Regions from separate parts of the Homo sapiens genome. Here region 2 is linked to region 1. Evidence: chromatin loops called from intact Hi-C (ENCODE). Cell type or tissue: heart right ventricle. All regions are shown on one strand. Each heading gives the region's core, and the rest is flanking DNA. Links, peaks and the distances in the headings are about the cores only. Region 1 overlaps COG4 (component of oligomeric golgi complex 4). Region 2 overlaps DDX19A (DEAD-box helicase 19A).

Region 1 (8,000 bases), core at 1-8,000:
AGAAAGACTATAAAGGAACCTGAAAAAATGAAAAAAGTTGCTCTGTTTCCCTTGGGGAAAAAAAATGAGTATTCCTTTCTTGGCTGTCCCCTAGAGCACCAGAAGTGTCTGGACAAACTCCTCAATAACTGCCTTTTGAGCTGTACCATGCAGGAGCTAATTGGCTTATATGTTACCATGGAGGAGTACTTCATGAGGGAGACTGTCAATAAGGTAGGACATAGGACGCATCTCTTGGAAATGGGGCTTCCGGTCCAAGAAGCCAGGCTGAGGGAAATGGCTGAGGCATGTCATATTTATTGGTCCTGCTTTGAGAATACTCTTGCATGCAGATTGAGTGGTACCACTTTGTATGTTTAGAGAGCATCTTTGGAGTCGTTGTGTTCTTTGTATACCCAGCTAGGACTTCCTTCCCAAGAATTAAAAAAGAACAGCTCAGCTCAGCTCTTCAGGGAGCCCACTTGTTCCCTACCTCCCTGAAGGTTTGTGGGTAAGGAGCCTCAGGGAAGTAGGGCCCCTGCAGATATCTTACACTCCCCAGGTAATGGATCTCTGCAGGGCTAAGGCCCGAAATATTTAATTTGTTCACCTAGTGATCAATAGGGAAGTAAGCTATTTTGACAAGGAGGATGCACGCCATGTTGGGAGAAACATGGACAAGGTACAGAAAAGGGAGCAGAGCTAGGGCCAGTGTACCCAGAATCATCTAGAACATGACATGCACAACTGGGACCCTCAGTGTTGGCTTTGCCTTTTGGGTAGGCTGTGGCTCTGGACACCTATGAGAAGGGCCAGCTGACATCCAGCATGGTGGATGATGTCTTCTACATTGTTAAGAAGTGCATTGGGCGGGCTCTGTCCAGCTCCAGCATTGACTGTCTCTGTGCCATGATCAACCTCGCCACCACAGAGCTGGAGTCTGACTTCAGGTACAGTTGACTCCCTTTCTCCTTTCTAGGCAGAAAGGCCCTTCCTGTTGATTCCTGAGGCCCATTTGTTTCTGCCCTTTGTCCTCATGATTCTAGTTAAGTTCTATACAGGACATCAGCTCCTATCCCTAAGATAGTATCCTTGGCTCCAGGAAGCTGTTGGTCAGCCATATATCTCATGGGCCAAATTTCTGTTCCCTGGACTAGACTGAAGGAGCTATGGGCCCTTAGACGTAGGAAAGAGAACAGGCAGTTCAGATGAATAATACCACCAATAGGTACCATTGCTACAGGCCCAGCACTATGCTAATCTCCTGCGCTTTTGAGGTCCTAATAACAACCCTATGAAGTAGGAACTGTTAGCTCTGTTTTATAGATGAAGAAACTGTGCTTTAGGGAGATTCCGTCCTCGTCAAAGATCCACCACTTAGGAGTCAGTGGTGGAATCCAGAACTGAGTGACTCAAAACCTGTTCTCAACTCCTACATGGTACTGCGTTCACTAAGCCGCACAGCTTTGTTGGGAGTGCAGTGGTGATGGCTAAAAGCCTCATGAACAGTAGAGATTGGCCAGTCTCCCCTGTATGTTCTTGTCACATCAGTGTCCTTGACGGGGTGCTGGTTACTTTCATACCCTGGCTCCTCAGGTCTCCTACAGTGGTCTTAAGGACTGGTTATTCCCCCTAAAAGAGCACCTTGTGCTGCTGGGTCAGAGTGGTGAAGACTGGCCCTTCTGTCCTGGTGGCCAAGTTGAGCACTGTCAATTCCTCTATGCAATCCTGCCCCCCAGGGATGTTCTGTGTAATAAGCTGCGGATGGGCTTTCCTGCCACCACCTTCCAGGACATCCAGCGCGGGGTGACAAGTGCCGTGAACATCATGCACAGCAGCCTCCAGCAAGGCAAATTTGACACAAAAGGCATCGAGAGTACTGACGAGGCGAAGATGTCCTTCCTGGTAGGTACCCCACAGCTCACGAGCTGGGTTGGTTTATCTCGAGAGGTTACGCTATCACTGCTAAGCCACAGTATAATTGGCCTCTAGCTAGAGACTTTTCCTCCAGTGTCTATATAGAAGGAAAATTCCTCCTTTAAGGGAATTTCCTCCCAGAAGGTTCTGAAACTATTTCTTACTCAGGGACATATTCTGAGTCACCTGAGCCACGATAGAGGCTGGGCTGTCCAGCTGTCACCTAGAATTCATTCCCCAGAGCACTGGCCAGCTGCTCAGGAGCCCACTGAGTGCCAAGCTTGGCTTGCATCTGCCACAGAACCAGCTCTACCATCTGTGCCAGACCACCAGACTGCTTCTCTGAGGAGAGGCCCGCAGCATGGGCAGGCGCCAGTCCTTCGGGCCTGCCATCACTGCTCTGCTAGTACATGTCTTAGGCTTTCAACTTCCTCTGGAAAGGAGGCTTTATTAAAGCCCTTTGCTACCCAGAATGACAGATGTGATAAAGCAGCAAGCCTTCCATTGTGTGACAGCTTGGAAAGGAGGAGCACAGAAGGATGAAAGGATTTGTACAAAGCAACAACCAGTTTGTGATGAGCCAGAAAGACCACAGATGAATCCTAAGCTCAAGATCAGGCCTCTCTGGCACACGCTGTCTTAGCACGCATGGGAGTAGCACAGTCCGAGGTCCATTCTGCTCCATCCCCCACATTGGCCGCACCCTGAGTCTTGACTCCTGAGGCTCAGAGCCTGAAAGAAACATCTAGTAGCATCTGTAGCCCACAAGTGGGGTTGGACGCAAAAATGTTCACATGCATTTTTGGGTCACAGGGTCCTTCCTTAGCTTTTATCAGATTCTTTTTTTTTTTTTTTTGAGATGGAGTCTTGCTCTTGTTCCCCAGGCTGGAGTGCAATGGCATGACCTTGGCTCACTGCAACCTCCGCCTCACAGGTTCAAGCGATTCTCCTGCTTTAGCCTCCCGAGTAGCTGGGATTACAGGCATGCGCCACCATACCTGGCTAATTTTTTTTTTTTTTTTTTTAGTAAAGACTGGGTTTTGCCATGTTGGCCAGGCTGGTCTCGAACTTCTGACCTCAAGTGATCCACCCGTCTTGGCCTCCCAAAGTGTTGGGATTACAGGCATGAGCTACCGTGCCTGGTTATCATATTCTTAAAAGGATCTGTGACCCCCAAAAGAGTTCAGAGCTGTTACTTGCAGAGAGAGAAGCCTAAACTTGCTAATATCTACCAAGCCCTGTGCAGAGGAACCCATAGTAACTAGTTATGAGACAGATCCAATGTGAAAGCTGTTTAGGCAGCCCCACTCTCTTCCTGTCATAGAAAATATTTGCCCTGTGTATGGTTTCTGTCAATCTAGGATATCATGGTTGCTGCCAAAAAAAGATCAGATCCAAAAAACTGTTGCCTGTGAAAGTTGTTACCTTTGGAGAACTTTGCCAAAATGCCCAGCAACCAGCATCACATCATGAACCAACTTAAATTTTTATTTTGTTTGTGATTTTTTTTACAGAACTTACTTTCATTTCTGTGCTCAGAAATAATCATTGGCTGCTTGCTGCCTACCACATCAAAGCTAGATGTCTTTGTTTAAGCCTCCTAACTCTAACCCATACCACCTTTCCAGTTCCGTTTTCCACCACTTGACTACATGTCTCCAAAACCGGCCAGTGCATATTCGCTCTGTGAGGACCTCCCATTAACACAGTTTCATTGTTTGAGGCCCCAGAAGATAAGACCAAAAAGAGAGGCGATGCTAAATGCTTGGTGACAGGTTTCTGGTTTTCCTGACACCAAGTATTTAAAATGTCATCACTCCCATTGCAGGGCCTATTTTTTATGTCACCTTGATTCATTTGGCTGTCTAGATGAATTCTCCAAATTTACTGACATCATGCACTGTGGGCAGGGAATAAACCCAGTGAATCCACGCTTACTAGGGCTGTCAGTACAGGGGAAACTTTGAAATCAATACCATTTGAACTCAAATCCAGAAGTCCTCATGACAGTTATTCTTGGTGCTCTTAAATGCCTTGGAAACACTTATGGCCTTCATCCTTCAGCTGTCAGGACAGGACAGTTATTTGGAAACTTGTGACATTAGAGGCCTCATGTTGTGGCATATTAAAGAAAGACCTTTAGGCTTATCTGTCCACAATCAGAGTGGCCTAAGCAGCACTGTCAGCATCATGACTTTCAGCACTGGCTGCAGGACACCGACAAGGGAAGCACTCTGGGCAAGATGAGAGGGACTTCCTAATCACAGCCCCTGGGGTTCTGAGATCCTCCTTTTACCCTGAAATCCTGAAGCTCCTGACTCATGTCTCGAAGACTGGCTCCTCCTTACCTCACCCCTGCCTTCCTCATCATGCCACCAGCAGACCAGTTTACAGGCAGTGGGATCCCCAGGCCCTCTATTTCCTCCCTCCCACGGCCTCTAGATGAGTATTCCTGAACCACAGCTGTGCTCATGTGGCATTCACCTGCTTTAAAAATCCTCAGTGCCAGCCCACTGTCCACAGGTCACAGGGCTAACTCTGCAGCAGAGCACCCAAGTCCCCGTCAGTCTCTGCCCCTCGCAGCTCTACCTCCTGCCACTTCCCTGCACGTGTCTGTGAACTGACTCTGCTATTTCTCAAATACCTTTTTGGGTTTTGTGCCATTCTGCACTTGCTTATATTATCCCCTTTCCAGAATATGTTCATTCACTCTCTTACTCATTGCACAAATATTTATTGAGAAACTTCTAAATATCAGGCACTGTTCTGGGTTCTAGAGCTACACTGCCCAACATGGTAGTCACCAGCCACAGGTGGCTATTGAAATTTACATTTAAATTAAAAATCCACTTCCTGAGTTGTACTAGCTATGCTTCAGGTGCTCAATAGCCACACATGGCTGAGGGCTACCATACCAGACAGTGCAGTTAGAATATTTCCATCAAGCAGAAAGGTAGACAGTGCTGTATAGAGACGCAGTGGTGAAGAAAACAGGCTAGATCCATGCAGACAAGAAATAGATAAACCAGAGAATGTCAGGAAATCCTAAGGACCATTAAGAAAATATCAAATAGGACAGTGAGCTGGAGAGAGGCTGCTGGGGGTGGAGAAATGTTCTCACCTTCATCTCCTGTCAGAATTATGTTCTACCCTTTTATGTTCAGCTCAGCTACCAACCCTGTCATGGAACCTTCCTTGAATGCCTTACACCGAAACAGTTTGTTCTTTCCTCTGAATGGCCAGAGCAATTAGTGCCTTAATAATTTTGCCCCATGCTACTTTTTTTTTTGGAGATGGAGTTTCGTTCTTGTTGCCCCAGCTGGGGTGCAATGGCGCGATCTTGGCTCACTGCAACCTCCGCCTCATAGGTTCAAGCGATTCTCCTGCCTCAGCCCCCCAAGTAGCTGGGATTACAGGCACCTGCCACCACACCCGACTAATTTTTGTATTTTTAGTAGAGACGGGGTTTTGCCATGTTGGCCAGGATGGTCTCGAACTCCTGACCTCAGGTGATCCACCCGTCTCAGCCTCCCAAAGTGCTGGGATTACAGGTGTGAGCCACCGTGCCCATGCTACCTTTTTTTTTTTTTTTGAGACGGAGTTTTGCTGTTGTTGCACAGGCTGGAGTGCAATGGCGCGATCTTGGCTCACTGCAACCTCTGCCCGCTGGGTTCAAGTGATTCTTCTGTCTCAGCCTCCCAAGTAGCTGGGATTACAGGCATGCACCACCACGCCCGGCTAATTTTGTATTTTTTTTAGTAGAGACGGGGTTTCTCCATGTTGGTCAGGCTAGTCCCGAACTCCCAACCTCAGGTGATCTGCCCGCATCGGCCTCCCAAACTGCTGTGATTACAGGCATGAGCCACTGCGCCTGGCCTCCATGCTACTTTTATCATTGGTATTTCTGCACCTAGTCTGTAAGACAGTCGTGTTATGAAAAAAGTCATCTTTGGACCAGAGTAGGGAGACCTGAATTCATTTTTTTAGTTTATTTGTTTATTATAAAGGATATTATATAGGATACAGATGAAGAGATGAATAGGGCAAATTATGGGGGAAGGGGTATGGAGCTTCCATGCCCTCCCCAGGTGGCCACTGTCCAGGAACCTCCACCTGTTTATCCATCTGGAAGCTCAGAGACCCGAATTCTAAGCCTGGCTCCAGCTTTGTGGCCTTGTCACTCTGAGTGTCTGTCCCTTTTCCTGCTTTATTATTCTTCCTGGCATTATATAATGCATTTGTTTACTATCTGGCTTCCCTTCTGGAATGTCAGCTCTGTGAGGAGTGGACCATGTCTTTTTTGTTAATTGCTTTCTCTCAGTGCCTAGAACTGTGCCTGGCACATCCAGGTGCTCAGTAAATATTTGCTGAATCAGTTGCTGTCAGACCTTCGTGAATCATTTTACTTTTTTTTTTTTTTTTTTTTTTTGAGACGTAGTTTTGTTCTTGTCACCGAGGCTAGAGTGCAGTGGCGTGATCTCAGCTCACTGCAACCTACGCCTCCCAAGTTCAAGCAATTCTCCTGCCTCAGCCTCCCGAGTAGCTGGGATTACAGGCACCCGCCACCACGCCTGGCTAATTTTTTGTATTTTTAGTAGAGACGGGGTTTCGCCATGTTGGGCAGGCTGGTCTCAAACTCCTGACCTCTTGATCCACCTGCTTCGGCCTCCCAAAGTGCTGGGATTACAGGCATGAGCTACCCTGCCCCAGCTTTTTTTTTTTTTTTTTTTTTTGAGACAGAGTCTTGCTCTGTCATACAGGCTGGAGTGCAGTGACACAATTTCAGCTCACTGCAACCTCTCATCTCCCAGGTTCAAGCGATTCTCCTGCCTCAGCCTCCTGGTAGCTGGGTCTACAGATGTGCACCACCACGCCTGGCTAATTTTTTTGTGTGTATTTTTATTAGAGACAGGGTTTCACCATGTTGGCCAGGCTGTTCTTGAACTCCTGACCTCAGGTGATCCACCCGCCTTGGCCTTCCAAAGTGCTGGGATTACAGGCGTGAGCCACCGTGCCTGGCCAAATCATTTTACCTTCTGAGGAGTCTCATTTCCTCCCGTGCACTGGGCTTGATAATACGTGTTCTATGGGGGTATTTAGCAGACTCCATGAGATAAAGAATGAGAAAATACCTCATAGGTGGCAGGCTCTCTGGAAGCTTTTCTTTAATGAATGTCAGGCTTTGTATCACTGACCTGGGGCTTGACCGTTTGGAGCCTCAGAACTTATCCTGGACCTGTATGCCTGAGTCATTTCTGCTCTGTAGGTAACACAGTACAAGAAGACCTGAAACCTCGCCGGGCGCAGTGGCTCACGCCTGTAATCCCAGCACTTTGGGAGGCCGAGGTGGGCAGATCATGAGGTCAGGAGATCAAGACCATCCTGGCTAACATGGTGAAACCCCGTCTCTACTAAAAATACAAAAAATTAGCCTGGCGTAGTGGCGGGCGCCTGTTGTCCCAGCTACTCGGGTGGCTGAGGCAGGAGAATGGCATGAACCCGGGAGGCAGAGCTTGCAGTCCAGCCTGGGTGACAGAGCCAGACTCCATCTCAAAAAAACAAAAAAACAAACAAAAAAAGAAGACCTGAAACCTGAGCTCACTACCTCTGAGGTCCTGATAGCTTTAGGCTCCCTGTCATCAGGCACAGAAGAAAGGGCGAGCCTGCTTCCCCATTCTGCCCAATCCAAGATCTGAGCGTCCTGCTCAGATGTAGCAGTGTGGGTTTTCATTAGCGCAAGTCTGAACTCCAGCCAGCCCTTCTCTGAGCTTCATGGAGCACAGCTGTCAGCCAGTCTGGCATTGGAGTGGGTGGCAGGCACAGTCAGCAGGAAGTCACGTTCTTCCTTCCTCATCTCCCAGGTGACTCTGAACAACGTGGAAGTCTGCAGTGAAAACATCTCCACTCTGAAGAAGACACTGGAGGTACGAGGGAAATTGCCTATCAGTGGTCAGCAGCCATCTTTTCCCATGTTGAGATAGAGCCCTATACAAACATCATGGTGAAGACACTTATCTTGGTGACATTGAGCCACACTTGAGGGGATTCTTTGGTGACTGACATGATAGCAAGGCATCCTTGGACCAGGGAGAAAAGCTCAGGAG
Region 2 (15,596 bases), core at 1-8,000, 120 kb after region 1:
AACCCAGGAGGTGGAGGTTGCAGTGAGCTGAGATCACGCCACGGAATTCCAGCCTGGGCGACAGAGTGAGACTCCGTCTCAAAAAAAAAAAAAAAAAAATGTTCGGCCAGGCGTGATGGCACCCACCTATAATCCTAGCACTTTGGGAGGCCGACAGAGGTAGGCAGACCACTTGAGGTCAGTTCGAGACCAGCCTGGCCAACATGGCAAAACCCCATCTCTACAGAAAATATAAAGATTAGCTGGGCATGCTGGCATGTGCCTGTAATCCCAGCTACTTGGGAGGCTGAGGCAAGAGAACTGCTTGAAGCTGGGAGGCAGAGGTTGCAGTGGGCCGAGATCACGCCTCTGTACTCCGGGCCAGAGTGACACTCTGTCTCAAAAAAAGAAAAAAAAAATGTTCATTGTGGTACTGTGGATAACAGCCATGTACTAGAAATCCCCCATGCCTGTCACTAGAGGAACCAGGAGATAAATGCCGGGACAGCTACACGCAGAAAGGAAGGTGGATGGTGTTTCCAGGGCAAGGAAGATGTGTGTGTATTGGACATGTCAACATGTCTAACACATGCTGATCAGTGAAAGCAGGTTGCATAGTAGTGTGAACAGAATGTTCCTGTTTTTGTAAAAGAAAAATGGGTTTATGCAAATAAAAGGCAATATGGTAGAATATTCACCAAGCTGCCAGGAATCAGGATCCCAGAAGAGAAGGGATAGAGAGCACTCTCACTTTATATACACACACGCCTTTTTAAAATGAGTATATATTTGTCTAATAAGCAGAAAAATACAAATAAAAACAAATCATTAGTAGAGCGTTTCTCATAATTACTTTAAAATGTCTTAGCATAATGAATGGTGCATACGCTACAATTTATCCATCCTTATTTATTTATTGAGTCGGGGTCTCGCTCTGTTACCCAGGCTGGAGTGCAGTGGCGCCATTTCAGCTCACAGCAGCCTCTACCCAGGCTCAAGCGATCCTCCTACCTCAGCCTCCCGAGTAGCTGGGACTACAGGCGTGCGCCACCAGGCCCGGCTATATTTTTTTCTATTTTTGGTAGAGACGGGGTTTCATCATGTTGGCCAGGCTGGTCCCGAACGCCTGAGCTCAACCGATCCGCCCGCCTCAGCCTCCCAACGTGCTGGGATTATAGGCATGAGCCACCACGCCCGGCCTATCCATCCTTATTCATATTATGTAGGAATCAGAGCTCTCCATAATGTCCACTATTATAAATGAACAGCATAATTCCCTTGGTCATAACTTCCATTCCAAATTCTTGCTCAGCTCTCGGCCCCGTGTGACACCTGGGGGTAAGAACCAACTACGTATGCGCTCAGAAACTCACCTGGGGTCTCCTGGCTGCCGTGACTGAGTACCAGGGGCCTAGGCAGAGGGAGCAACCGAGAGAAGAGAAGGCAAGACCAGGCCCAGCCCCTTCATCGGCCCTCGCCAGATCACTCTCTCTCAAGGGGTCAGGATTCAGACTTTCGTGTTTCTCTCCAAATCTGAAGTTTACAAAAGTAGCCGAGCTGCTCATCAGGGATATGCAAGTCTGCTTTCTGCAGCAGAGAACAGAAGTGAAAGGGAGAAGGGATGAGCAAGAAAGTCTCTGGATTTCAGGAGAAGGAAGACAGCCCCAAGGGCAGGAGAAACACTTGTGAAGGGTCCATTGAAGAGACAGAGAGGGGGCAGCTCTGGCCTCTCTGCTGCCACTTCCCTCATTCGATGCACAGCGGTGGGGCTCACACCATTTTCCACTCAGCCTCTTCCGCACAACCTGCACATCTATCGTTTCTTCAGGGGCTGGAGCTGGTTCCACGATGCCTAGCCAAAATCAGGAGGGGGTCCTGGGGCCAGCGACTACCACTGTGACCAGATTATTATAAAGATGGGGGAATGTGGCTTTAAAAAAGTGGGGAAAGGACCCAATTTTCCAAAATGCAAATTTTTTCTTCTATTGCCCCCCATCATTTGCACCTATTTTTGTCAAGTCCAAACATAATTTGAAGTGAGGTAGGTAGTTTCTCTCTACTTCTGCCGTTGTCCTTGGGGTGATGTCGGGGCCTGTGCCCTAAATGCACTTGTCTCCTGTGCAGGGGCAGTGCCAGGGCTGGCATCAGTGGCTGGTGGAGCTTCTCAGTTGGCTATTTTCTCAATCTCGTCCAAATCATCTGTGTCCAATCTTTCTATCTTCTTATCTGGGGGAAAGATACACAAGTCTCTACCCTGCCCAGGAATGTGCCCCACCTCAGGCCACAGCAATCATTCATTCAGGCCCAAAGGCTCCGGGTGCCTAAGCAGGGGGCAGCAGGGCCCCTAGTCACTGACAGCAACAGTCAGAGCCCCACGCCCCGAAGCCCAGTCACAGGGGAGCTGTCCTTGGAGTCCCTGGGTCCTGAAGTCTCCAGGTGTGCTCCCTGAGAACTGCCATATGGTCAGAAAGGAGGGGAGTGTGCTAGGGACAGAGCCTCTCTTGGGGCTACAGAAGATCCTACCCCTTTCACCACCCCGCCCTACTTAGCAAAGGGCGCCAGGCACAGGACCCTCCCCGGGACTCACTAAAATGCTCCTGGATTCTGTTCAGGATGTTCATGCTGTGCTTGCTGTCCACCATGTTCACTGCCAGGCCCCTCTTGCCAAAGCGGCCCGTGCGCCCGATCCGGTGCAGGTAGGTCTCATTGTCAGGATTCCCGTCCTTGTCCACGGGAAGATCAAAGTTGATGACGACAGACACTTGTTCAACATCAATGCCTGCAGGAAGGAGAGTTGGAGGCTGAGAGGACTAAGGACAGGAGACAGAAATCACTGTCATCCATAGGTAGGTCAATGCGTACCAACTTTGGGATAGAGGGAAAGAATTTGGGACAGGCCAACTCTGGGTACAAGAGAGGGCACACATATAGGCAGGCAACAGAACCCAGAGGAAAAGAAGAGAACTTTGGCAAGTGCCAACAAAATCATGAGATCAGTCGGTAATCCTCTGGGAGACACAATGTTCTGGAGATGGGCGCCCCTGGAAGAGTAGGCTCCGTTCTCTACCAGTCAGATGCCTGTACATTTCCTTCCACCAAGTCAGGACTACTGGTTTCTGCGGGAGTTCCTTTTCTTTCTTTCTTTTTTTATTTTTGAGACGGAGTTTCGCTCTTGTTGCCCAGGCTGGAGTGCAATGGCGCGATCTCACTCACCGTAACCTCCACCTCCCGGGTTCAAGCGATTCTCCTGTCTCAGCCTCCTGAGTAGCTGGGATTACAGGCGCATGCCACCACGCCCGGCTAATTTTTGTATTTTTAGTAGAGATGGGGTTTCACCATATTGGTCAGGCTGGTCTCGAATTCCTGACCTCAGGTGATTCGCCCACCTCGGCCTCCCAAAGTGCTGGGATTACAGGCGTGAGCCACTGGGCCTGCCCTCTTCCTTTTTTTTTTTGGAGACAGAGTCTCACTCTGTCACCCAGGATGGAGTGCTATAGCACATTCTCGGCTCACTGCAACCTCTGTCTCCAGGGTTCAAGCAATTTTCCTGCCTTGGGATTGCAGGCATGAGCCACCGCACCTGGCATGTGTGAGTTCTTACCACCTCAGGGAAATCCAAACAGTCTCTCCTAGAAAGGAATAGTGTCACCAACCCCACCCATCTCCCTGAGACCATCCGACTTCCCTGTATACAAGGATTTCTGGCTCTAATTGGGCCTGGGACCCCGAGCCTGGCAGACCAGGTGGGACACGTCCTCTGCTCACCGCGGGCACACACGTTGGTGGTCACCAAAACCTTCTCTTTGCCCTCTCGGAAGCGCTCAATCACCGCAGCCCTCTGCTCCACCATCATCTCCCCACTCAGCAGAGCCACCTGGTGGCCTTCTTTTGAGAGCTCTGCTGCCAGCCAACTAGCTGTTTTGCGAGTCTGGAAGAAAAAAAACAATTGAGAAATGAAAGTATTTGAGTATATATTTTTTCTTTTTGAGACACAGTCTTGCTGTCACTCAGGGTGATCTAAAAAGTCCTGGGCTCAAGTCATTATCCTGCCTTGGCTTCCCAAAGGGCTGGGAGTACAGGTGTGAGGCACCACGCTCAGCTGAAGATATTTTTGATCTGGAAGACTGTACCTGAAACTTAGCAGCTAAAAGCTAAATTTCTTAAAATTGTAAACCCGATATAGTGCAACAGGAAGTAACAATGTCACCTGGCTTGTAATCTTACGAAAATATTTGTACCTGGCTGGGCATGGTGGCTCACACCTGTACTCCTAGCACTTTGGGAGGACGAGGCACGTGGATCGCTTGAACTCAGGAGTTCGAGACCAGCCTGGGGAACATGGCCAAACCTGTCTCTACAAAAAATTTAGCTAGGCATGGTGGTGTAGGCCTGTAAGTCCCAGCTACTTGAGGGAGCTGAGGCAGGAGAATCGCTTAAACCTGAGAGGTCGAGGCTGGTGAGCCAAGATTGCACCATTGCACTCCAGCCTGGGTGACGGAGCAAGACCTTGTCTCCAAAAAAAAAAAAAAAGAAGAAAAGAAAAAAAAAAGAAAATTTATACCACAAAAATATTTAACCTGGGGCAAGATACGGTGGCTCACGCCTATAACCACAGCAATTTGGGAGATCAAGTGAAGGATCACTTGAGCCTAGGAGTAAAAGACTACCCTGGGGGCCAGGCGCGGTGGCTCATGCCTGTAATCCCAGCACTTCGGGAGGCCGAGGTGGGCCGATCGCGAGGTCAGGAGTTCAACACAAGCCTGACCAACATGGTGAAACCCCGTCTCTGCTAAAAATACAAAAATTAGCTGGGCGTGGTGGCATGTGCATGTAATCTCAGCTACTCAGGAAGCCGAGGGAGGAGAATCGCTTGAACCCGGGAGGCAGAGGCTGCAGTGAGCCAAGATCATGCCATTGCACTCCAGCCTGGGCAAGAGGCGAGATTCCGTTTCAAAAAAAAAAAAAAAAAAAAAAAAACCAGATTGGCCGGGCACGGTGGTTCACGCCTGTAATCCCAGCACTTTGGGAGGCCGAGGCGGGCGGATCACCTGAGGTCAGAAGTTTGAGACTAGCCTGACTAATATGGAGAAACCCTGTCTCTACTAAAAATACAAAATTAGCCAGGTGTGGTGGCACATGCCTGTAATCCCAGCTACCCGGGAAGGCTGAGGCAGGAGAATTGCTAGAACCCGGGAGGCAGAGGTTGTGGTGAACCGAGATTGCACCACTGCACTCCAGCCTGGGCAACAAAAGCAAAACTACATCTCAAAAAGAAAAGACTACCCTGGATGCTTCAAGATGTCATTGTAATGAGAGGCAATAAAATAAAGGTGAGGAAATTCTTCTAGATTTAGGAGTCTTAAGAGACATGACAACTAAATGCAACAAGCAAAACTTGACTGGCTCTTGGATTTAACAAAACAAAAAGCAATAAAGATGAGCTGGGCACAGTGCCATGTGCCTGGAGTCCCACCTACTTGGGAGGTTGAGGTAGGAGAATTGCTTGAGCCCAGGAGTTTGAGTCCAGCCTGGGCAAGATAGTGAGACCGTCTAAAAAAAAAAAAAAAGAGTATTTTTTGGCGTCAGGCGCAGTGGCTCATGCCTGTAATCCCAGTACTTTGGGAGGCCATGGCAGTTGGATCACCTGTGGTCAGCAGTTCAAGACAAGCCTGGGCAACATGGTGAAACCCCCTGTACCAAAAATACAAAAATTAGCTGGGCATGATGGCGGGCGCTGGTAATCCCAGCTACTCTGGAGGCTGGGGCAGGAGAATTGCTTGAACCCAGGAGGCGGAGGTTGCAGTGAGCCTAGATCACACCATTGCACTCCAGCCTGGGTGACAGAGCTAGATAGACTCGGTCTCAAAAAAAAAAAGAATACTTTTGGCACAAGTGGAGATAGGAGAACGTGGATTATATTTGAGAGATATATTACTGTTATCACTGTATCATTGCATTGTATGTTTCCTTGTTTTGAGACAGAGTGTTGCTTTATGACCCATGCTAAGTGCAGTGGCGTGATCACAGCTGACTGCAGCCTCTAACTCCTGGGCTCAAGGGATCCTCCCACCTCAGTCTTCCGAGTAGCTGAGACTACAGGTGTGTGCCACCACATCCAGCTAATTTTTTTTAAGTGTTTTAGAAATGGGGTCTCCCGACGTTGCCCAGGCTGGTCTCAAACTCCTGGGCTGAAGCAATCCTTCTACCTTGGCCTCCAAAGGTGTTGGGATTACAGGCGTGAGCCACTAAGCCTGGCCTCTTTTTTTTTTTTTTTGAGACGGAGTCTCGCTCTCTCACCCAGGCTGGAGTGCAGGGGCACGATCTCAGCTCACTGCAATCTCCGCCTCCCAGCTTCAAGTGATTCTGTTGCCTCAGCCTCCCGAGTAGCTGGGATTACAGGCATGCACCACCACACCCAGTTAATTTTGTATTTTTAGTAGAGACGAGGTTTCTCCATGTTGGTCAGGCTGGTCTCCAACTCCCGACCTCAGGTGATCCGCCTGTCTCGGCCTGCCAAAGTGCTGGGATTACAGGCATGAGCCACCGTGCTCCGGTGTCTCTTTTATTCTAAAATCATTTTGACATTTTCTTCAGAGATCTTAAATATTTATTTTTTCTATTATCAATGAGATCTATGCTTCCATTTTCTAAGTATTTGTTGTTTGAGACTGGAAAACTATGTGTGTGAATGTTATGACTATCTTGTTGAACTTTTTTTTTTTTTGAGACGGAGTCTCTCTCTGTTGCCAGGCTGGAGTGCCGTGGTGTGATCTCGGCTCACTGCAAGCTCTGCCTCCCGGGTTCACACCATTCTCCTGCCTCAGCCTCCCGAGTAGCTGGGATTACAAGCGCCCGCCACCACGCCGCGCTAATTTTTTGTACTTTTAGTAGAGATGGGGTTTCACCGTGTTAGTCAGGATGGTCTCGATCTCCTGACCTCGTGATCCACCCATCTCGGCCTCCCAAAATGCTGGGATTACAGGCATGAGCCACCGTACCCGGCCATCTTGTTGAATTTTTTATTTTTCTTACAAATATGAGTTGATTCTCTTGGGTTGTGCAACAATACATCATCCACAAATAAGACATAAAGTTCAGGGGCTCTATCTTTAGGCTATGTATCCCTTGGGATACTACCATTACCCCCACTAAAGGAGAGCCTGTCTCTTACATCTTCAAAAAGCACTTCCCTTCTTTCCATGGCGCTCAGGGGCATCCAGTCCTCCTGAGCCCTGTGGGGAGCTGGCTGAGAGGGAGGGGCCAGGCCTGCCACTGCCGCTGCTACTCACATGGCAGAAGATCATGGCTTGAGCAATGGTGATGGCCCCGTAGAGGTTACACAAGGCCTGGAACTTCTCGTCTCTGCTGCTGCACAGGACATAGTACTGCTTGATGGTATCCAGGGTCTCTTCCTCACGCTTCAGTTTGATAACATTTGGGTCTGGGACCACTTTCTGGGCAAACTTCCACACAGAGTCTTCAAAGGTGGCGGAGAAAAGCAGCATCTGGCAGTTCCTGGGCAGCATCCTGCAAGGGAAGGCCCGGGTAGATGGCCCCAGGTGGCCCTGGGAAGCAACGGAAGCACAGCCTCCCCAGCTGGGAGGGTCTAGATGCCCAGGAAGGCTGATGGGGGAGGAGCATCTTGGGGAGGAGGAGCAGCAGGCCTGGGATGGGGACAAGGGTTGGGGAAGAGTCCCTAGGTCTCCTTTCTCAACCCAGGTTGGGAGGGACTGTGATCAGCGCTGACATGGAAATGGCCCGTCAAACAAATGCTGCTGAGAGTACGAGAGCCAAGACCCAGGCAGAAGCCAGAGGAGGCGTCTGAAGTGAAGGGAGAAGACACTGCAGATGGGGAGTCTGAGGAGTCCCCCACCCTCGAGATCCCTACCTCTGGATGCGGATGCTCTGATCTTGGTGGCCCTGAGTGGCTATCATGACATCAGCCTCATCCAGAACAAACACCTTGATTTTCTTGGGATCAATGAACTTGAGCTTGGAGCACCAGTCCAGCACGGTCCCAGGGGTGCCAATGACAATCTGCTCACTGATCTTCTGGCCTCTTTCCACTGTGGAGACCCAGGTGATTTTCATAGGTATTTCAAAGGCAAAGCCAGCTCTGGAAATCAAAGCCCTGCCCATCCTTCTAGGACTAGGAGAACAAGTTATTTCCAGATTTCAAAACACACATGAGTGTTCCCCTCAGTCTTGGTCTCTTCTGCTGTGAAGTGGGCAGAATGACACCTATCTCAGTGCACTGTGGTCAGGATCAAATCCCACACAGCAATCCTTCAATAAGCATCAGTTCCCTTCTTCTTCCTCCTATAATCCAACATCATCCAACTCTTTTTATGTTTATTTATTTATTTATTTTGAGACAGGGTCTCACTCTGTTGCCCAGACTAGAGTGCGGTGACACAGTCATGGCTCACTGCAGCTTTGACCACACAGGTTCAAGCGATCCTCCTGCCTCAGCCTCCCAAGTAGCTGGGACTACAAGCTGGCACTTCCACGCTTGGCTATTTTTTTTTTTTTATTTTTTGTCTTACTATGTTGCCCAGGCTGGTCTCGAACCATGTGCTCAAGCAGTCCTCCCACCCTGGCCTCCCAAAGGGCTGGGATTGCAGGTGTGAGCCACTGTACCTGGTTTTGCTTACTTTTAAAGAAAGGGAGCTGACCCCAACCTTCCATCCTCAGTCCTGTTAATCCCTCTTTGGTAGCAGGTCCCAGAACTCTGGACGCTAAATTCAAAACTCTACCTTCTGAGCGAAGAACTCTAGATATTAAGAACTCTGTGAGCCATGCGTGGATTTTTTTTTTTAATCAACCGAAAATCTTATTTTAAGACTGAAAAAGACTGTTAACAAATTAGCAGGTATTCAAATAGATTCAAATAGAGCAACACAGTTAGGCTCCAGGGTCAGACTGAATTAGAAAGTTGAATACGGTCATCGCATCTTCAAAATTCAAACGCCCAACCCCCTACCCTGCTCACTGTTCAGTTGTCGCCTGCCGTACTCACATTTATTGCCTCGAACGGCATAGGCAAGCTTCAGTTCTGGGTAAAATTTGCCCATCTGCTCAATCACTTTTCCTGTTTGAAGCGCCAGCTCATATGTTGGGGAGAGGCACAGACACTGACAGAAAAATCATAAAGGATGAGTTTAGGAGAGCCATTTGGTAACAGACCTGAAGGCACCCAGTATGCTGATGTTATTAGCACTTGAATAGCACAGGGAAGCATGTCCTCCCATCCAGGCCCACCTTTCAGCCATAGACTGAAGCCTGCAGCAGGTAGCCCTGGCTTGGCAGAGGCCTTTGCAAGCCATGGTCTAAGGCTGCTGCTTTCAAGCACATTCTCCCAGGTCAGGGCCTGGTGTAGGAACTTGCTCTGCCTGAGCCACAGCCTAAGGTGTCAGAAGCTTCAGACCTCTCGTTACTCCTCACCAGATGGCACTGCGCTCCCCAGGGCAGGCAACCTAGGACACCCAGCCCCGCAAGCCCTCACCTGGGGGTATCTGTCTGATGGCTCCACTCGGCTGAGCATGGCTAAGACAAAGGCAGCTGTTTTACCAGTGCCAGACTGAGACTGGGCAATCAGATTCTGTGGGCTGGATCAAGGAAGAACAGAAATGAAACTTAAATTGGTGAAACTCAGTAACATGTCAAAATGTTCTTTCTGAATGAAAGGCATATTTCCCCCTTCGTGCTTCTCTATATTACCCAGGTTTTCTCCATTGAGCACAAATTACTTTCATACATTTTTTTATACGCTGTTAAAAAGCTGCTTAAATTGTAAAATAAATGATTATTTTAAATGGGCTCACACCAAGAAATTCTCATTCTAGCCTCTAGCACAGCTAAAGGACCCCAGTTTTGCACCCCAAGGGGCACAGGGAAATCAAGTGTGCAGAGTAAGATCTGTGCCCAGACAAGACCCCAGCAATATTTTTGGCTGAGCCATGATGCATTCCCAGAATTTGGTTCCTTCTGTGTGTGCCTTTCCCCAGTTTTATGGACAAGATGCTAAGTCAGGTGGATGTTTTAGAGGGAACTTTTACATTCCATTTTATGGGACCCAGCATCATGGGAATAGGTGGCATGGTTGTCATTAAAAAAGATAAATATGGCTTACGCCTGTCATCCCAGCACTTTGGGAGGCCGAGGCAGGCGGATCACAAGATCAGGAGATCGAGACCACCCTGGCTAACACAATGAAACCCCGTCTCTACTAAAAATATAAAAAATTAGCCGGGCGTGGTGGCGGGTACCTGTAGTCTCAGCTACTGGGAAGGTTGAGGCAGGAGAATGGCATGAACCTGGGAGGCGGAGCTTGCAGTGAGCAGACGTTGCGCCACTGCATTCCAGCCTGGGCGACAGAGCGAGACTCCATCTCACAAAAAAATAAATAAATAAATAAATAAATAAACTAAGGTGGGCAGATCACTTGAGGTCAGGAGTTCGACACCAGCCTGGCCAACATGGTGAAACCCCACCTCCATTAAAAATACAAAAATTAGGCTGGGTGCGGTGGCTCACGCCTGTAATCCCAGCACTTTGGGAGGCTGAGCCAGGCAGATCACGAGGTCAGCAGTTCGAGACCAGCCTGGCCAACGTGGTAAAACCCCATCTCTACTAAAAATACAAAAATTAGCCAGGCATGGTGGCAGGCACCTGTAATCCCAGCTACTCGGGAAGCTGAGCCAGGAGAATCACTTGAACCCGGGAGGCGAAGGTTGCGGTGAGCTGAGACCGCGCCATTGCACTCCAGCCTGGGCAACAGAGCGAGACTTCATCCCAAAAACAAACGAACAGACAAAAAAATACAAAAATTAGCCAGGTGTGGTGGTGTGCGCCTGTAATCCTAGCTACTCAGGAGGCTGAGGCAGGAGAATCACTTGAACCTGGAAGGCAGAGGTTGAAATGAGCCAAGATTGCACCACTGCACTCCAGCCTGGGCGACAGAGGAGACTCCATCTCAAAAAAGAAAAAATGATAAATATGCCAGGTGCAGTAACACATGCCTATAATCCCAACACTTTGGGAGGCTGAGGCTGGAGAATCACTTGAGGCCAGGAGTTTGAGACCAGCCCTGGCAACATAGTGATACCCTGTCTCTACAAATTTTTTTTTTTTTTTTGAGACAGAGTCTTACTCTGTCGCCCAGGCTGGAGTGCAATGGTGTAATCTTGGCTCATTGCAACCTCTGTTTCCTGGGTTCAAGCGATCCTCCCACCTCAGCCTCCCTAGCAGCTGGGATTACAGGTGTGCGCCACCAAGCCCGGCTAATTTTTTTGTATTTTTTGTAGAGACGGGGTTTCACCATGTTGGCCAGGCTGGTCTCAAACTCCTGACCTCAAGTGATCCACCTGCCTCAGCTTCTCAAACTACAAAAAAGTTTTTTTAAAGTCAGCTGGGCATGGTGGCACATGCCTATAGTCCCAGCTACTCCGGAGGCTGAGGTGAGAGGATTAATTAAGCCCAGGAGGTCGAGGCTGCAGTGGGCTGTAATTGCACCACTGCACTCTAGATGGGGAAACAGAATGAGACCCTGTCTCAAAAGGAACTTAGTCTTGTCAGGGTGGGAGAAGGATGTGGAAGGAGGGGAATTCAGGGGCTTCAACTATCAACTGGACCTGCTTCCTTTCTTGGCAGGATAGGGCTACAGAGGTGTTCTTGGTATTGTTCTTTACACCTTTGTGTAGGTCTCAAAAATTTCCAAATAATATTTTGTTTGTTTTTGAATTTATTGCAACACCATTCACATCAAAATAATATTTTTTAAACCCAGTTTTTTTTTTTTTTTTTTTTTTGAGACAGAGTCTATGTTTCCCAGGCTAGAGTGCAGTGGCATGTCTCGGCTCACTGCAACCTCTGCCTCTGGGGTTCAAGCAATTCTCCTGCCTCAGCTACATGACCACAGGTACGTGCCACCATGCCAGGCTAATTGTTGTATTTTTAGTTTAGTTTTTTTTTTTTTTTGAGACAGGGTCTTGCTGTCACCAGGCTAGAGTACAGTGGCACCATCTCGGCTCACTGCAACCTCTGCCTCCCGGGTTCAAGCAATTCTCCTGCCTTAGCCTCCTGAGTAGCTGGGACTACAGGCACATGCCAACAGGCCTGGATATTTTTTTTTTTTTGATTTTAGTAAGACGGGGTTTCACCATGTTGCCCAGGCTGGTCTCGAATTACTGAGCTCAGGCAATCCGCCCACCTTGGCCTCCCAAAGTGCTAGGATTACAGGTTTGGGCCACCGTGCCCAGCTAATTTTGTATTTTTAGTAGAGACAGGGTTTTGCCATGTTGGCCAGGCTGGACTCAATCTCCTGACCTCAGGTGATCCGCCCGCCTCGGCCTCCCAAAGTGCTAGGATTACAGGAGTGAGCCACCATGCCCGGCCTTAAGCCCAGTTTTTAAGATAGCATGGAATAAAGCACTACCTTTCTCTATAAGTTTCTATTGTTAAGTGGGAAAGGCAGAAACTGTAGCTAACTCCATCCGATTCTCTCTGCACTTGCCTAAGCTGTATTCCTGAGGAAACACGTGGCCCCAAACAGCTCCTTCTGTTCTCAGGCACAAAAACGCAGTTTGGGGAAGATTGATCTAATCACACTGGGTGAGATGCGCTTCATCTGCATACTCACGGTTCAGCAAGCATCATGGGTAATGCGTTCTCTTGTATCTTGGAGGGTCGATTGAAGCCCATGGCATAGACTCCCTGGAGAAGCTGTGGTTTCCTAGGAAGCCAGGAAGACAGAGGATGGATGCCTAGAAGTTAGAATTGTTTTAGAGGCCTAGAATCTTATCTTTTTCTATAGAAAGGAATGATGCCTCCTACCTCTGTCAGACGTATTTTCCTATGCCTTAAAAAAACACTGTCAAAAACCAAACCAAATCAAACCAAGCTACCGCCCTTCCCTAAGGAATCTTAATCTGCAACTATTCTATAATTCATAAAATACAGAATGGTTTCTTTTCTTAGAGAAATTAATGCTTTCAGCAGACCCGCAAATCTGGCTGGCCTTGGAAGACAAGTGTTCCCTGGACACAGCAAGGGTGGTGGTTATTAATTCATAGCATTACATAAATTATAAAAGATATATCTAAAAACAGGTCAGGTACAGTGACTCATGCCTGTAATCTCAGCACTTTGGGAGGTCAAGGCAGGCCAACTGCTTGAGGCCAGAAGTTCGAGAACAGCCTGGGCAACATGGTGATACCTCGTCTCTACAAAAAAATACAAAAAATAGCTGGACACACCTGTAGTCCCAGTTACTCAAGAGGCTGAGGTGGGAGGCTCACTTGAGCTCAGGAGGTCAAGGCTGCAGTGATCTGTGACTGAGCCACTGCACTCCAACCAGGGTGACAGAGTGGGACTCTAAAGTAAATAATAAATGAAAATAAACACTATTTACTATACTGCTAAGATTTAGAAGTCCTTTTGTTCCATGTTCCTTCCAAAGCCAGCTATGCAAATACTCCAGACAATCAATAGGTAAGGAAATTGATGGGCTGGGCGTGGTAGCTCACGCCTGTAATCCCAGCACTTTGGGAGGCCTAGGTGGGACGACTGCTTGAGGAGTCCAGGCGTTCAAGACCGGCCTGGGCAACACAGTGAGACCCTGTCTCTAAAACAAAACAAAACAAAACAAAACAAAAAAGAAAAATGAGCTGGGCATGGTGGCATGCACCTGTAGTCCTAGCTACTTGGGAGATTGAGGCAGGAGGATTGCCTGAGGCTAAGAGTTAGAGACTATAGCGAGCCATGATTGCCCCGCTGCACTCTGGGCTGGGCAACAAGGCCAGGTCATCTCTTAAAAAAAAAAAAAAAAAGAAAGAAAGAAAGAAAAAAGAAAAAAAAAATTTTTTTTTTTGAGATGGAGTCTTGCTCTGTTGCTCAAGCTAGAGTGCAATAGCGTGATCTTGGCTCACTGCAACCTCTGCCTCCTGGGTTCAAGCGAGTCTCCTACCTCAGCCTTCTGAGGAGCTAGGATTACAGGCGCATACTGCCACACCTGGCTAATTTTTGTATTTTTAGTAGAAACAGGGTTTCGCCATGTTGGCCAGGCTGGTCTTGAACTCCTAATCTCAGGTGATCCACCTGCCTCGGCCTCCCAAAGTGCTAGGATTACAGGCGTGAGCTGTAGCGCCCGGCCATAAAAAAAGAAAATTGATGAAGCCAGTTTCTAGTAGCTGATATACAGTAAATAAAGGTGGTTCGATTAACCTACTAAACTTTACAAATGCTCAGATTCACTTAGGTCTAATCAAAATAAACAGACAAACACTAACTACTTCTTTCTGAGAGACGTTCTCACTCTGTCGCCCAGGCTGGAGTGCAGTTGTGTGAACTGGGCTCACTGCAACCGACACCTCCCAGGCCTCAAGAGATCCTCCCACCCTTGAGTAGCTGGGGCTGCAGGCACATGCCACCACACCCGGCTAATTTTTTTTTATTTTTTGTAGAGATAAGGTTTCACCATGTTGCCCAGGCTGGTCATGAACTTCTGAGCTCAAGAGATCCACTCACCTTAGCCTCCCAAACTGCTGGGATTACAGGCGTGAGCCACCGCACCTGGACACCAACTTCTTATGTAAACAGCTACACAAGAATTATCAATTTAAGTTGCTCTTACATTGCATTTACAATCAGCTCTCTGCTACCTCTAAATTGACAAGATGTTTAAGAAAAATCATACCAGATTGTTTCTAAAGAAAAGGCAACCCAACTGTTCTCTAAGCCTTCCTTGGAGTTTAGCAGGCTCTCTAAAAGGCAAATTCTCTGGCGTATGTTGGTTCTCAGACACAAAGAAATTTAAAAACATAATCTTTCATATCTTCCATTTGGGAGAAAATGCTGTGACACTCGGCAGCTTCTGACTTGGTTGCCAAGGAAACAAAGTCACTACCTTAATTGGGACTCAAATGATCCAACAGCTTCCACTGACTCAGTTTTCTTTGATTTTGCAGATTAACTCAAATATTTTAGGTACAAAGCAGACCAAGTACATTAGGTGATCTTGGTTTCATTCTTTGTTTCCTTTTCCTACCAACAACTAAATCAGAGAGAACCTGTCTTTTACAGAGGACAATTCATCAGTGGTTAAACTGAGAGCTCACGTCTTCTAAAGGGAAGAAATTTAAAAAGGCAGTTGATACTTGGAGGAGCAAACTGTCACTCTAAGGAAATCATACCACATGTCTAGCTGTCCTGATACAGCTTAAAAATAAAAGTGGAGATGACAGATTTGGTGAATAAAGTCCTTGACAGAGAAAACACATAGAAAAGCATAATTTCCGTTTGAGAAGGAGTTTCGCTTTTATCTCCCAGGCTGGAGTGCAACGAACGGCATGATCTCGGCTCACTGCAACCTCCGCCTCCTGGGTTCAAGCAATTCTCCTACCTCAGCCTCCTGAGTAGCCGGGACTACAAGCCATGTGCCATTACAGCCGGCTAATTTTTTTGTATTTTTAGTAGAGATGGGGTTTCATCATTTTGACCAGTCTGGTCTCGAACTCCTGACCTCAGACAATCCACCTGCCTTGACCTCCCAAAGTGCTGTGATTATAGGCGTGAGCCACCGTGCCCGACCTAAAGTATAACTGTTTAAAAATACATTT

The links. Hi-C counts contacts between places; a loop is a spot of excess contacts. Peaks named below come from ENCODE experiments on the same cell type or tissue, not always from the same donor. Only the 100,000 strongest peaks of a DNase experiment are listed, where the experiment ranks them.
Region 2: it touches region 1 in a loop (2.2-fold over the local background); 2 of 110 quality-filtered maps call a loop at or near these places.

What each region holds. Positions count from the first base shown.
Region 1 is chr16:70,490,150-70,498,149 of GRCh38, reverse strand. COG4 (component of oligomeric golgi complex 4) reads left to right here. Exons shown (of 19, transcript NM_015386.3): 10 at 95-213; 11 at 763-929; 12 at 1,719-1,884; 13 at 7,758-7,820. Among named protein-coding and RNA genes, the nearest start is that of COG4, 29 kb to the left of the region's middle. In heart right ventricle, for the core only: no CTCF peak of the experiment used is centred there; no DNase peak of the experiment used is centred there; H3K27ac peaks cover 1,501 bases.
Region 2 is chr16:70,358,534-70,374,129 of GRCh38, reverse strand. DDX19A (DEAD-box helicase 19A) reads right to left here. Exons shown (of 12, transcript NM_018332.5): 5 at 12,620-12,712; 6 at 9,485-9,587; 7 at 8,999-9,113; 8 at 7,868-8,045; 9 at 7,269-7,506; 10 at 3,745-3,907; 11 at 2,567-2,758; 12 at 747-2,205. The coding sequence ends at 2,144. Among named protein-coding and RNA genes, the nearest start is that of DDX19A, 19 kb to the right of the region's middle. In heart right ventricle, for the core only: a CTCF peak has its summit at 3,861 (motif pointing left); a DNase peak (open chromatin) is centred at 3,799; H3K27ac peaks cover 778 bases.